Regions from separate parts of the Homo sapiens genome. Here region 2 is linked to region 1. A link is an interaction called in ENCODE POLR2A ChIA-PET data of the cell type or tissue named here. Cell type or tissue: MCF 10A. All regions are shown on one strand. Region 1 overlaps LOC101929710 (a long non-coding RNA gene). Region 2 overlaps ELL2 (elongation factor for RNA polymerase II 2).

What was found. Peaks named below come from ENCODE experiments on the same cell type or tissue, not always from the same donor. Only the 100,000 strongest peaks of a DNase experiment are listed, where the experiment ranks them.
Region 2: POLR2A ChIA-PET joins it to region 1 with 13 read pairs; 2 of 35 experiments call an interaction of 5 or more read pairs at or near these places.

The regions. Positions count from the first base shown.
Region 1 is chr5:96,089,721-96,097,720 of GRCh38, reverse strand. All of the region lies in intron 1 of LOC101929710 (a long non-coding RNA gene), which reads right to left. It also overlaps a transcript of CAST not described here. Among named protein-coding and RNA genes, the nearest start is that of MIR583, 15 kb to the right of the region's middle. RefSeq lists an enhancer at 7,096-7,597. In MCF 10A, no CTCF peak of the experiment used is centred here; DNase peaks (open chromatin) are centred at 2,640 and 3,440.
Region 2 is chr5:95,920,098-95,928,097 of GRCh38, reverse strand. All of the region lies in intron 2 of ELL2 (elongation factor for RNA polymerase II 2), which reads left to right. Among named protein-coding and RNA genes, the nearest start is that of ELL2, 38 kb to the left of the region's middle. RefSeq lists a silencer at 191-240 and enhancers at 3,079-3,373, 3,855-3,994. In MCF 10A, no CTCF peak of the experiment used is centred here; a DNase peak (open chromatin) is centred at 3,177.

The DNA.
Region 1 (8,000 bases):
GATAAACAAAATGTGGTACATATACACCATGGAATACTATGCAGCCATAAAAAAGAATGAGATGATGCCCTGTGCAGGGACATGGATGGAGCTGGAGGCCATTACCCTTAGCAAACTAACACAGGAACAGAAAACCAAATACCACATGTTGTCACTTGTAAGTAGGAGCTAAATGATGAGGATACATGGACATATAGAGGGGAACAACACACTGTGGCCTTCAGAGTGGGGAGGAGGGAAAGAATCAGGAAAAATAACTAATGGGAACTAGGTTTAATACCTGGGTGATGAAATAATCTGTACAACAAACCCCATGGCACAAGTTTACCTATATAACAAACCTGCACTTGTACCTCTGAACTTAAAGTAAAAGTTAAAAAAAAAAAAAAAAGACTTTGAGCTCATCCTACCTTGAAATCCCAATTAAGAACTGGGTGTGGCTCATGAACTCCACAGCAGACACAACTAATTCAAAAAGGCTAATATTATAACTAAATCAGAGCCCTCCAAAGCTCCAAAGCTCATAGTGAGCAAACTATGAAAGCTCAAAGAGCTTCCCCATTCACTTAGGATAAATCATTTCTTTGGAAATCATTTCTTTGGAAAGGCTCAATTATTTAGATCAAAGTCTCCTAGAATCACCTACAAAGCTTTTAAGACATATTCCTGGGTCCTACGTCAAACTTAATCAAAATATCAGGTGGCAGTGCAAAGGAAATTATATTTTTTTAAAAGGACCCTGGAGAATTTCGATGATCTTTATGACTCATATGCATGAATAAATGCAAAAGACTGCCAACAGGAGTCTATTGGCAAGAATTTTTTCCAAGAGTAGCATCTTTCACCAGCTCTGACAGAGACAATGCCACTGCCCTGTTTAGATCACTAGTGTGGGGTTGTCACTTCATTTCATGTGATCAAGTACTTTAGGGATCTGCTGGACCCAACCAAAACTAGCCCTTCATTCAGATGGTAGAGGCCATCTGGAGTCAGACACTTCTGCTGCAGACGGTAATGGAAAGGGTCTTAAACTGGGCCTTCAAACAAGAGGATTTGAGAATGATGCAGTCAACTGTGGATATATAGGAAATAGCTTACTAAATGGCTAAATAAAATGGAAACAAGATTGCAGCTATCACACAGAGAGGTTTGGGTAGTGACTAAGAATTCCTCTTCCCTAAAGTAATGACAGTTGTTCAGCAGGAATGGTTAGGCCAATGGCTTTGTTCCCCTCCCTTTCCCTGGGTCTTGTTCTATCACCTTCCTTTGTCCTTTTCTGTGTGGCAGGGATTGAGACAGTGGAGGGCTGATGTTAAAGCTCTGGGACCAGTCTCTCTAAATAAGAATAACAGTTAACTTTTACTAAGCCCTTAGGACTGTAGGGCTTTGTCCTCAATTGTTTACAAGCATTATTTCATTTAATGAACAACTTTAGGTCATTTGAATGACTTGAGCAGCAAAGGAGCCTCTGATGATTTATTCTAAAGATCCAAAGTTTCTTGTCCTTATCTTCCAGTATACATGGAGGTTCCCTGCACAGTAAATGGCAAAAAGCTATTTCTACCTCCTTTTAGGGCAGCTTCAGAGGAAGTTTACTTGAATCACACCTTCCATGATTGAGATTAGGTAAAGGATGAAGTTACTGATAATGAGGTTAGGTCTTTCACTGTGGCCTGAGTACCACATAACCCATTCTGGTATCTTCTTCCATCTGAATAGCTGATGTCTACAAAATCAATTAAACTGGCTATATTTTGGCCAAAACAAAGAGGAATATGGTTACAGAGTTGGATCAACCTTGTCAACAACTGCTTTTTTCTGTTATTTAAATACAATCTAAGTTGCTAAACACTAGAATTAATAATAAGGAAAAGTTGGGCTCTCTTTAAGGATTTTTTTTTAATGTTATGTCTTTTCTGAAGATGTTTTCAGTGGGTCTTTGTCAAGAAGATAGGGACAAGGAAGAAAGAACCAAGGTCTCTTCTGGTCAAGGAATGTGATGATTCTATCATATTCAGATGCAATTTCTTTTTGGTGCCTAGCATATCTTCTTCAAACTTAAAATGAGGAGTATTGTTGATGATTTGCCACAGGTTAAAGTAGAGAATGTATCACCCTTTCATATAATAGGTCTTTTTTTTTTTTTTTTTTTTTTTTTTTTTTTGAAACAGAGTCTCTGTTGCCCAGGCTGGAGTGCAATGGCACAATAATAGCTCACTGCAGCCTGGAACTCTTGAGTGCAAATGATCCTCTTGCCTCAGCCTCCCAAGTAGCTGGGAATACAGGCACCTGGCTAATTGTTTTTTTTTTCTTATAGAAACAGGGGTGTCTCTATGTCACCCAGGCTGGCCTCCAGCGATCCTCTCACCTGGGCCTCCTAAAGTGCTGGGATTATAGGTGAGCCACTACACCTGGCCAGAATTCTACCTTAGAACACTTTTACAAGTGTTCTAAAGACAAGCTGATCAAGAAACCTTAATTGGGGGAGAAAAAACAAAACAGCAAACCACACCAAGTGTGTTTGCAAACCAGCATTTCCTAGAGCCATGTGGCTGCATTTTGGTCAAAATGCTGCATTTGCAAAAATGACTGACACAAGATACAGCCTAAATCCAACCATTTCACCCTTTTCTTGCACAATGACCTTGGCTCTGAGCCAAAGTCCCAAAAAGCAAGAAGAAGTTACCATTCCAGGCAGCTAAATATAGTAAGAGAAATGGAATACTCATTTTTTTCAAGGCAAGCAGGCCATTGTAAGAAGCAAAACAAGAATTTGGGTTTGCTGGATGATTTAAATAACTATAAGGAAGACTTTTGTAGCCTAATTACTTCACAAGAGCTAACAGCCAATGGAGAGTAATATGCAAGCCTCTGTATTGCTTGTTGTAATACACAAGTCCAAACCGTAGAGAACCAATGTCACGTAATTTAAAAATAAAACATGTAAACAAGTTGGCAGGTTTGCTGAGCCTGACTTCTTGCCCAAGCTCTTCACAGTAGAGTGAGGAAAAGTCATGATTTAAAGTCAAACAGCTAGCGTTCAACACCCAGCTCACTTCACCTCTCTCAACTTTTCTCCATATCTTTATCAGTAAAATGGGAATGATAATTCTATCTACCTCATAAGATCACTGAAAGTATTAAATATTTCACTACATAAATGTTTGCTGGCATTAGAAAGACTCGCAGCACAGCTCTCTTCTAAGTGTATCTTATTTTCAGCCTATATCAGGAGAAGGAGATATGGCAGTAATGGAATCAAATGTCCCTTGGACCAGAAAGGAAAAAAAAAAAAAGGTCACCCTACTGTAAAAGATTTGCAGTCCTTTGTGCCCTAGAATCTTCTTAAATTTCATCAGTCTCCTAGTGAGTATTACTGGCTCCCTTAGTCATATATATGAGTTAAACAATTTCTAATGCCACTCTCTCAATGCCAAATCTTTGGAAATTCACTGGGCATAAGGGGTGGATCAACATGACTACATTATTAGTCAGAGAACAAACATTCTAGGTAAGTAATTTGGTTTTCTCCCAAAGATTAAATACGTTTCCACCTGTGGAGACTAATGGGCTCCAGGGATCTTTTTCTGTGTATTTAACAACAAGATAACTAAGTGGCAAAGTCAATAATCAGACAGTAGGTGCAAGTAACCAACTAACTTCCTTACAAATAGTTTTTCCTTGAGGGAAATAAGGCATGCCTTTAAGACAAGGGCTCTGTAATCTGAAACATGAGGACAGGAAGATTGCCAACCAGGAATAGGTTCTAGTAGAGCAATCAGCTCAAACTCTAATCTTTGCAGGGAATGGAGTTCAGGACACAAACTTCTTTGAGCTTGGTCAGCCAGGCAAAAAGCCTAGGACTTTGAATAGTTTCTTCTCTCAATCTACCAAATCTAAACAATTACCCTAGTGATTTTCCCTTTGAAATATATTCATAGTTTCTTCTTCTTTTCTATCTGTACTTATCTCTCTCATTTTACCATCTCCTGCCTAGATACCCATGGGCCTCATAAGTAGTTTTCCAGACCCTTCAAACCCATACTGCCAAACACTGTCCAAGTGACAGTATCAAACAGGCCTCTGTTAAGATACGCTGTAGCTCAAAATGCAAGGTGCAGCTCCCTGTGGTCTCTAAGTCTGACCTCTTTTATCACACTTCTAAGGTCCTGCATAATCTTACAGCACCCTACCAGCTGGGCTTATTTTCCAGTCAGACTGGCTTCCTCGCCAGGCACCCATGAACACGCAAGACATGCTCCACCCTGCCCATTGTCCCTTCACTACTTAACAGCTGCTGCTGGCTCTTAGTGGAATGCCCTGCTTCTCCAAATGCACACAAAGCCATACTCATTCTTCAGGACCTAGATTTAACCTTTTCTTCCTCCTGCACTGCTCAATAAACATTTTCTCTGTACCATGTACTGTATCACTTAACAAAACAGCTGTATATTGTTCACCTGTTTCATATATGCCCTAGACTTGTCTCCATAACTAAATAAAGAATTGGGTCACCGAATGCTGATCCTCATGCCAAATATGATCCCAAACACATCTAGTTTGGTCCCTCATTTTTTTTATTTTAATTTGAGAAATGTAACACAACCCCCAGCACTGCCTATAGAATTTTCTCAATGATATCAATCTTCACACATCAATCTTTAAATTTTTTAAATTAAGAATAACAATATCTGAATATGTGTCAATAAAACCTCTAAATCTTGACTGTAGGAGAAAAGGCATTGGGTGAATTGGAAAAATCGCCGAACAATGATTAAGGAGATCTGGATTCTAGGCCCCACTCTGCCGCTAAATAGCTCTGTGATCCTAGTTAAGCTACACGGTGTCTCTCCAAAATGAAGGGGTTGGACTGGGTGACACTATGGTCTCTTTCAGCTCTTTCTATGATTCTAAAGCTGCCAATGTGGCATTAGAGCCTGGTTTGATCATGTCTGAAAAGTAGAATTTAAGAGGTTTTTCTTCCGGAAATAGAAAAGCTTCAGGGTCTTCCCTTTATAATCACAATATTAGTTAGGAAAGTTGGCCTCAAATTATTCCCCTTTATGAGATAGTATGTTATAGTAATCTTCTAGGTCAAATACAAAAGAGACAATGGGTTAATTTTCACTCTTTGAAAGTTATCATGTATATTTTAAACCAACTCAGTAATGGCCCATCTTAAATTTGGGTGTCATGAAGCTACACGATGAAGCTACATGAAAACCTAAGCCTAACTCAAGTTTGGAAGGGGAAGAGTTGAGGATGTATATTGAATGCCATGTTAGAGACCCAAGAGAATTTTATACATAAATCCTGAAAGAGCAAATGTTTTTCCTGCTTTCTAGTCAAATGTATATTTTAAGCAGTAAGAAATACTAACAAAATCTGCCATAAATTCCTGAGAATTTTTTTATTTCTTTTTATTTTCCAGTGGTCTTGAGGATAAGAGCATCGCTTTGAAAGAATAAAAAACAGAAAGCAAGTTATAATAAGGTACCTGTGAAAGATAATTTATAAAGCAATACATATATGCAGGAGAGTTTTCTAAGGGAGAGGAGTAGACAAGAAGGAAATGATGTCAAAGGGGTGTCTTCAAAGGATGTCAGTCAAATGAGAATGGTAAGTGTGTCACAAAATTAGTCACAGTGTGATTCTGCTTTGGGGATTTCATTCATTCATTCATCACTCATTTATTCATCAAGTGCTTAGGTCATGTGCTGGGCACTTAGGTTATGATAAAGGGAAAGACCTTCCCTGCAAGAACTCACCATCAAATGGAGACAGCCAAGGTCTGATTTGGTACTAACCCTGACTGAGTGCTCACTGTGTGCCAGGTACTAAGCACACCAACCCCACGAGGCAGGTGCCATTGTTATTCCTGTATCACATGAAGAAATCATGGCTTTAAGAGATTCAGGGCCAGGTACGATGGCTCATGCCTGTAATCCCAGCACTTTGGGAGGCTGAGGCAGGAGGATCACGAGTCCAGGAGCTTGAGACTAGTCTTGGCAACATAATGAAACCCTGTCTCTACTAAAAATACAAAAATTAGCTGGGCGTGATGGTGCACACCTGTAGTTCCAGCTACTCGGGGGACTGAGGTGGGAGGATCACTTGAGCCTGGGAGGGCAAAGCTACAGTGAGCCCTGATCGTGCCACTGCACTCCAGCCTGGGTGACAGAGTAAGACCCTATCTCAAAAAAAAAAAAAAAAAAAGGCCAGGCATGGTGGCTCATGCCTGTAATTCCAGCACTTTGGGAGGCCAAGGTGGGTGGATCACCAGAGGTCAGAAGTTCAAGATCTGCCAGCCTAACATGGAGAAACCCCATCTCCACTAAAAATACAAAAAAATTAGCCAGGCATGGTGGCGCGTGACTGTAATCCCAGCTACTCAGGAGGCTGAGGCAGGAGAATCGCTTGAACCTGGGAGGTAGAGGTTGCAGTGAGCCAAGCTTGTGCCACTGCACTCCAGCCTGGGCGACAGAGCGAGGGTCTGTCTCAAAAAAAAAAAAAAGAGAGAGATTCAGTAACATGCCTGAGATTACCCAGCTAAAAATGAGCAAGGCTGGCTTTCAAATCCAGGCCTGTCTGTCTCCAAAGCCAGCAGCCTCCACCCCAACCCTACACTACAAACAGACGGCAATAAGTAGTAATGGAGACAGGTGCAATCTACTGTAATGTACCTTCCCCCCAGGCATCTCTCTCCTCACCAAAATGCACCTGGGAACCTGCACACAGGAACATATTCCAAAAGCTGGGAACAATGGATGGGCATCTGGTCTCTCACTAGAGCTCAGAAGAACTCAGTCCTCCTCTGTGGACTTGAGGCCATGGCCTCAAGCTTCGGCAGCATCTGAAGTTGATGTATGTGTGTACAACTACAGCAACTAGATGGAGGCCACAGGGGAACCAAAGCAAAACACTTTAGTTGCTTCCTGTTCTCTGCTGATCTCCCAAAAGAAACACACGCACACACACACACTCCATTCCACAGAAGTTCCCTCAGAAGGTACTTTATTTTAAAAATACCCTCTTCTTCTCACCAACACAGACATGATTTTTAATATATGTTTTAAAAACAAAACATAAAAAAGTCTTTTAAAAAAATTTTTCAACCTCTTCCGGAAAGTGAAGGCCCCAGGAGACCTTGGGGAAAAAGATTCTAGGTAGCTCCATGGCTGTTTAGTCCCCCTGAACTAAACAGCTGCCAGAACTAAGAGGACCCCAGAGAGGCCTAATGGTCACAGCCACTAAGAAGTGTGAAGCTAGCTTGGGGAGCTCTGGGGAGGATGCTGCCAGCTCAGTGGGAACTAATGGCCCCACCTGCTCTAACACCAGCTCAGAGACTGTTTTAAATTACAACACTGGTAGAGGTTTTGTTTATTTGCTTTGTGGTACCTTGTTCTCTCTTTTTGTTGTTTAACTTAGTAAGCCATAGAACCTTCAGTCAGCTGCAAGGGGAAGACATGCTCTCAAGAAGGACAAAGGAACAAGTTTTGGCTGCCATAAGGTACTAGAGACCCGTATCCCACCAACATAACAACCTGAAGCCTTGCAAGGGGAAGGGAATTAGCTTTCATCAAGGCTTGATTAAGGATTATGGCCTAGGCATCGTGCTAGGGACCTTACTTAACCTTCACAATAACTCTTGAGATACTATTAATCTCTTTTACCAGGGGGAAGGAAAAAAAATAAGATTAGCACACTGGGATACCACCAAATAATTTGCAGAGTGTCACACAGCTAATTAGTGGGGGAGGAACTAAAGGTCTGACTCCAAAGCCCAGTCAGAGAATATCCTTTCTGTGGAAAGCAAGAAATAAGAAGAAATACGAATGAGAAGATAAAAAATCAACATCTTCTATTTACTTATCATTTATTTAGTTACCTATTTACTTGAAGAATAATTATATGCACAAGAGAAACATTTTAAGCTTTATAAAAAAGCATACAGTGAAAAGTAAGTCTCCTTCAATCCTTCTCTCTTGATTTCCCAATTC
Region 2 (8,000 bases), 170 kb after region 1:
TGTCATCACCCCTTTTTTCCTGGAAATACCCAACTACCAAACAACACACACTCAGACACCTGTGTTCTTCTAAATACTTTTTAGCCATGAAGCTACAAAAATGAATCATAAGAAAACTCCCTTTGAAGCCCCTTTTTAGCTGACGAAACCAACACTGGTCAGTTGTACAGTATTTAAAAATAAGAAGTACACTTAACCAGTTAATGGATTCATTTACATTAAGGTGCTCATTATCACATTCAAAGTAAAATATACACACATATGTGTGTGTGTATGTCTATATACACACATATGTGTGTGTGTATGTCTATATACACACATATGTGTGTGTGTATGTCTATATACACACATATGTGTGTGTGTATGTCTATATACACACATATGTGTGTGTGTATGTCTATATACACACGTGTGTGTGTATGTCTATATACACACGTGTGTGTGTATGTCTATATACACACGTGTGTGTGTATGTCTATATACACACGTGTGTGTGTATGTCTATATACACACGTGTGTGTGTATGTCTATATACACACGTGTGTGTGTATGTCTATATACACACGTGTGTGTATGTCTATATACACACGTGTGTGTATGTCTATATACACACGTGTGTGTATGTCTATATACACACGTGTGTGTGTATGTCTATATACACACGTGTGTGTGTATGTCTATATACACACGTGTGTGTATGTCTATATATACACACGTGTGTGTGTGTATGTCTATATATACACATACACATACTGAAACAATTCCATTCTTCCAGGCAAAATACCCTGGAGTCATCCTTGATTTCTCCCCTTCATTCCTTATATTTAGTATGTCTAGGAATCCTGCTGCCTGTACCTGCAAAATACATCCCAGATCCATCCATTTCTCCCTGTCCTGGTCCTAGGCATCATTATCTCGTTCCTGGACTTTCATACATATGTGCCACAATGGCAGGAATCTTTGTCAGTTTTATTCACTACTATGTCATAGAAACCTAAACAGTGCCTAGCACAGTAGTACTCAGTTAATATGTGTGGAATAAGTGAATTAAATGAAAGAATCAATTAATCCATGTCATCTTACCAGAAACACTAACATTTAGAAGGCTAATTTCATATTAATAGAGAAGCCATATTAAGAGAGCCAAAAATTACTCAAGGTAGTTTTTTGTAATTTCAGTTATATAGCAACTGAGTGTATTGGGTGTATTTTATTTTTAAAAATTAGTACTTTACTTCCATCGATGTTATTGTGTATTTGTAATTAAAATTGGTTTTGAAATGTTGCCGTCGATGATATTTTCTCCAAAATGGTCATAAATTTAAAAGAATACATTAGGGATGAGAATGCAGTTCTCAGGAATTATTTTTCTAATAAGACTGTATCCTACAGAAATAAGAGAAATAGGAAATCTCAGTATTAGGCTGCTATACTCTTTAATCCAGAACTAGAAATTTTAATACTGGATCCAGGGGAACCATGTGAAAAATAACAGGGAAAGCAATTTCACCTTACTTTTTCCTTGCTTAATATACATCTTGCTAAAGAGGAACAATGGAAGGAAATAAATGGACTTATTTTTCCTGAATTATTTATTAATTATAATTCCTGAATTATTGTTATATGACCTGAATTTTGGGGATAACTGCCAATATTTCTCTTTGTGCTAGAAAAATTTGGCATTTTGCACTACTCTCTTCAGTAAAATAGCTATCATATGGAAATTTCAGACGGCTCTAATATGTGTTGGATCCTCTCTACCCTCTGCCCTTCCCTGTCAGTAGGAATATTTAGCTCTTATTGATTTCTCTAATACTTAACTTTTTCTATTGCCAGTGAAGGCTACCCTCCCCTTCCTACTCCTCCACCCTTCAGCATTGGTTTGCACATCTGGGCTGATGTGAGAGGCTTTTTTTTTTTTCTCCCCTCAACCCATAATGTTTGGGCCTAAAGTCATAACTGCAGGTCTAGTTTAAAAAATAGCACATGTGGCTTTCAGGTTGAGGTTTCTATTTTCTGTTCTGATTCTAGACTATTCTGTCCCTAAACTGTGGAGCCTGAATAGTACATGCAAATATATTTCTCTAGCTTAAAGTATATTTTCTAGATTTTAAGGAAGTCACAGAATCAAGAGTCTAGAAATAATTTGAGAACAACAGAGAATTCTAATGTTTAAATGTTTGCAGTAAGTTTGTATCTAAGCTAATATATAGTCTATATATAGTCAAATAATAGATTTTAGATAAAATTAAGAGATGGACTGGCTTCCTGGGATGCCGGAGGGGAGGTGGGTTCTGAGGCCATACAAATTGGGAAACTATTCAGTATGAAAAGACCCACAGCAAAGAAAGTTATTTTGTTTAACTTGGCATTTCCTAAATTTATTTGAGGAAAGAACCCCTCTTTCACATAAGGAAACTTTTCAGCATGCTTCAGAAATGCTGGTGGAAAGAAAGCAAACACTTCAGTTCTAGGCCTGGCTCAGGCATTAATCCACCTTTTCATTTAACAAATATGCATTGAGTGACTACTTTGTGCCACGCACCACTTGAGGTGCTGACAATATATTCAGGGAACACAACAGACAAAAGCCTCTGTCCTTGCAGAGCTTATATTCTAGTGAAGGGAGAAAGACTATAAACATAATATGTTAGTATTACAAGGTAATGAGTGTTTCAGACAGCCATGGAGCAGGCTCGGATTTGTAGTACAGGGGTTGTCAATCTAAGTATGACTCTAACTTGAACAAATCACTAAGCCTCATTGTCCCTAATCTATAAAAAAGAAATTATAGATGATCTTGGCCCGCTCAGCTATATGAGTCCACTTTAACACCAGGAATTGTCATGTCAAACCATGGTACTGCTGGTTCACTGAGCATTTACAATCACCTTATCAGAAAAGGTGTCTGTCAAACAAGAATTCTGTAAGTTTGAATGATTTGTAATCCCACAGAAGAACAAAACACTTAAATAAATGAAGAAAACCCTTGCTGGTTCTATTTTTAATCTAATGTATACCTCAATCCAATATTGAGTAGAAAGTATTTGACTCAAGGACAGGAAACCTGCAGTAAAGGTACCAACAGCTTTTCAGCAGATGTTAGCATTCACATATGAGAAAGTTGCAGCAGTGTGCACATTGTGCTTCTGCCCTAGATCCTTATGTAAATAGGACGTCCGTGACTTGATGTTGAAATGACCTTTCAGGCAGTATTCTGTTGCCACATGCCTGAGCTTGTATCCCAGAGTAATTAGACGTTTTGACTTACACATCTTGGTATACAGTGTTTATGCTAATTATAAATGTCTGAAAGTTTCCTGAAACTTTTTCTTTGTAGCTTTTTATCAAAGACAGACAGGAGGTTGGGAGGAGGGTTGTGGATTGTGGTCCTAAGCCTTTGATTTTCAGTCTCTCATTTTTGGAATGAAAATTAAAATCTGCTTTTCCAGTTGCCGAGACATGGTGGTATATTTTTATATTCTTCATCTTGAACAAGAAACTGTTTGGAATCACAGCATTTTAATACTTTTTAAATAATATTTTATTCTTAAGGCATTTAGCTAAAAATTCAAGATTGTGAGTCCCTAAATAAAAATTATTCCCAACTGACCTGTAGGAAAAGCTTAAAATACTAAAATTAAAATGGAGAAGTTTCTATCTCACAAAGGAATGGTCTTCCAATATTGTTTCAAAATCAGACCTCAAAACTTATTTCCTGTGGTGGTTACCTCAGTCCTCAAAGCTGACCCTAGGTCTACCAGTAGCAGTCAGTACATTTTCACTTCCTCCTCCTCGTATTTCATGAACCTGAAGGCTAGTTTTTAAGAAAATGCTTTATAACCATTTTGGAAAAAAGAACTGTGTAGATACACAATGGAATAGGCTCCTGCATATCAGAGGGGACTGACGCATATCCACAGGTTCCTCTGAAACTCTGCCTGAATGGCTCTAGATTAGACAAGGTCTCAGACCCACCCTAGCTCTGGCCTTCAACAGTCCCACAGGTTCTGGTCTGCTCTGAAGTTGCCATAGTTTAGTTCTAAAGCTTCCCTCTCACCAACCTGCCCTAATTGTCATATATTACCTGCTCTTTCCAATAAGTCTCCTGCTTTCCTGTCCATTGGCCAAATTGTTACACAGCCTTACCAGCCATAAACATAAGTGCTACCTTATATACCCATTTCATTCTTAAGAGTATACTTGGATATTGATACAATTAACTTTGTGTCTAATTAATACATCTTCAAGAAATTAGATGCACTAAGTCTACAAACCCTTTTGAAATTTTAAGGATGTAAAATTTGCCTGAAAACATCTTGCTCTTGAAAAGCTTCAGATTAGCTCAGACCATACCATCTGCATTGATGCTGCTCTGAAACTACCAAGAAAAGGCAATGTAGAACTCTGATTGGCCTGGGCTTAGCTCAGACCATACCATCTGCATTGATGCTGCTCTGAAACTACCAAGAAAAGGCAATGTAGAACTCTGATTGGCCTGGGCTCCATGTCCCTTTGTTCCCTAACCTCTAAGCTCCACTTCAGCTCCATAGCTGCAAAGAAACTCATGACGTGCATCAAGAGTCACCCTTTGGTCCCAAAGTGAACACTATTTGCCCTGATGCCTGCCCCTGCCGTGTCTGCGTACTGCTCAAATATACCCATAGTGTTACACGCAGGTAGGAGAGACTGTTGAGAAGTTCTGCTATCAGAGGTGAGGACAGAGGTGGTTTGTTACTGATCTTTAGCAGTCTGAGAATCTTATCATTGTGTGTGGCATATGATAAGAACAAGGAAAAATGGTAGGGATTGAAAGCACTCTGCAGATAAGTTACTCTGTATTTCTTTTTTTTTTTTCACTTTATTTTTTATTTTTATAGACACAGGGTCTCATTGTGTTGCCCGGGCTGGTCTCGAACTCCCAGGCTCAAGTGATCCTCCCACCTCAGCCTCCCAAAGTGCTGGGATAACAAGTGTAAGTCACCACACCCAGCCTCTGATTTCTTTTCTAAGGGGATGACCTATTTCTGTTTATAATCCAAAATTTATCAGCCTTGGCCCTACTGATATTTTGTACTGCGTAATTGGAGGGAATGTCCTGTGCAGTGTAGGGTGTTTGGCAGTATCTCTGGCCTCCCACTACATGCCAATAGCACCCTCCCAGACCAAATGTCCTCTGGGGGACAAAATTGCCCCTTGTTAAGAACCACTGTTTTAATCTATGTGTAACACAAATTTCAAAACACTTTGGTGAGTACATAGCATGGATTATGATTTTTTAAAAACTTTGTTTCTTTTTAAGCTGATTCTATTCTAGTCATGGTCATATTTTTTAAATCTGTAGCTTTTTTCCTACTGAAGAGACTTTTAAAAAACAAGAATATGAAAGTCTTCTGTGTCCACCATCAGGCCAAACTATAATGCTTTAAGAGAAAAAAATGCATAGAAAGATAATTATTTTACCTTAAAAAGCATAAATGTTACTTAAGAAGTTAGGATTGGGTGGTTTGGAGGATGAGAAAGGAAAAAGCTACATTTAAGTAACAAAGGTTTGTTAAGAGCTTTCTGTAACACTCTGTTTAGTGGACATTTGAACTAAAGGACTCCAGCCATGAAGTTAAAAGTTTTCACTAAAAGAACACTGCACATTTGCAGAATTTGAGTACAGACTCTAATCACTCTTGAAAAATAGGGGGAAAAAAACTGTACAATTCAACCTTTTAAAAATGCAATTTAGGCTGGGCGCAGTGGCTCACGCCTGTAATCCCAGCACTTTGGGAGGCCAAGGCCAGCAGATCACGAGGTCAGGAGATCAAGACCGTCTGGGCTAGCACAGTGAAACCCTGTGTCTACTAAAAATACAAAAAATTAGCCGGGCGTGGTGGCGGGTGCCTGTAGTCCCAGCTACTTGGGAGGCTGAGGCAGGAGAATGGTGTGAACCAGGAGGCGGAGCTTGCAGTGAGTTGAGATCGTGCCACTGCACTCCAGCCTGGGCGACAGAGAGATTACGTCTCAAAAAAAAAAAATGCAATTTAGAGTCTACCAGATGGGATGGTCTTACATTCTCTGATAGGTATGGAAGTACTGCTATATTCCCAAACCTGAGCTATGCAGTAGGGAAAACTTTAGATCTAAACCGAAGCTGGAGCCTCATAGGAAGATGAAATATCATATGGAGATGAGACCTCTTTAAAACCACTTTTAAAATTTCTCCAACCAGGTTCTGCAGATCTAGATGAAGGGTTAGGGGAGAAGATGGATGGAAGTTAAATGAGTCATGCCTAGGGAGGGGATTTCATTCAGGTGTCCACACCTTTCTTACCTATCTAGGCATATCCCTTCTCTGTCAGCAGAACCCTGCTCTTCCCAGAGAAACAAAAGCAGACATTAGTGAGTACTGTTATACCAGTATGCAGGTAGCCTTATGTTCTCTTGTGCCTGACGCAAGCATTCCTTTGGCTCCTGTTTGCCTCTACTGCTGTAGGATTAAGAAGTTGCCAATATATGTATGCCAACTAGGCGCTGAGCGTGCACACCCAGTAAGACAGCCTGATGAATACCTACCTACAGAGTAAATTAAGACTTGTTCACAAAGTTACAGCACTTTAGAACTGGGGAAAGTTTTGGGAATTAAAGAGTAACGTTAGGGCCCTCAAAAGATATTTATAAAATAGATAAAAACACAGAAACTTGTGCCAGGAGTTGTCTCTAATTTCAAATAGGGAGTCAAAGATAGTTTAAATTCATGGATGATGGAGGCTCTATGGAGTATTATCTATCTATAGTATCTTTGGTGAAATTTGACCTTTTAAAGCTCTATACAAGTCATCTGAATCTCCTTTCAAAAAACATTTTTCTTTGATTTATTACTTCTTGTTCATTTATTCCTTCAACAAATATTTATTATATGTCTACTATGTGCCAGATACTACAATTGTCTCCCTTCTTACCTTTTTTTCTTTTTACCTTTTTCCAGGGTTGGGAGGAAGGGAAGGCAGGAATTGGTGACTGCAGTTCTTTCCTATAGGTCAAGGTTTGGGAGACTTTTAGATTGAGCAATTCAGTGGTTGCAGGTTATCTTGCAGGGCAGAGCAAAGGCAGGAATCATACATGCCTTTGCCCATGCCTGTGCCCATTCATGAGTGTGAGTGCATACACGCTAAGCAGCAAGTTAGTGCTGTCTTCATCTTATAATGGAAAGGACAGATTTTTTGGAGAATGAGGATTATAAAACACTTTTCCCTTCCCTACTTGTCTGCTAAATTACTAAGACTGTATGTTTGGGAGCTGAAGTTCGGTTAAGTCATATTTTACATTCTTGCCAACTAATCCTTTTTTTTAATTATCACCTAACACCATGCAGACCCAAGGGAGGAAAGGTTTCAGACACTAGGAAGAGTGGAGCAGTTGAAGGACAGAAGATTCCAATTGCACACACCTTTTTTGAGCCCCTACTACATATCAGGCAATGTGGCCAATGCAGGACCTCAGTGGTCTTTAACAACTCTGTCCCTTTGCTCCTGGGACTTCTCATCTAGTAGGGAAGCCAGCCCTTGAACAAGAGTGTAGAAAATACATCTGCCTGTGGTGAAACCCCGTCTCTACTAAAAATACAAAAAAATTAGCTGGGCGTAGTGGCGGGCACCTATAATCCCAGCTACTCAGGAGGCTGAGGCAGAGAATTGCTTGAACCGGGGAGGTGGAGGTTGCAGTGAGCCAAGATCGCGCCACTGCAGTCCAGCCTGGGCAACAGAGCGAGACTCCGTCTCAAAAATAAATAAATAAATAAATAAATAAATAAATAAATAAATAAATAAATATTAAAAATTTAAAAATAAAAATAACAACAACAACAAAGAAAATACATCTTCCTGTTCCACAGTGTTTCCTGGGGCTTAGCCTAGGAGTGACCTACAGAATCATCTCTGTAGGCTGCAGACCCTGTTTCTGTAAACATGAGGATGTATAATGGCATCTTAGGACAGCAGTTTTTACCTGTG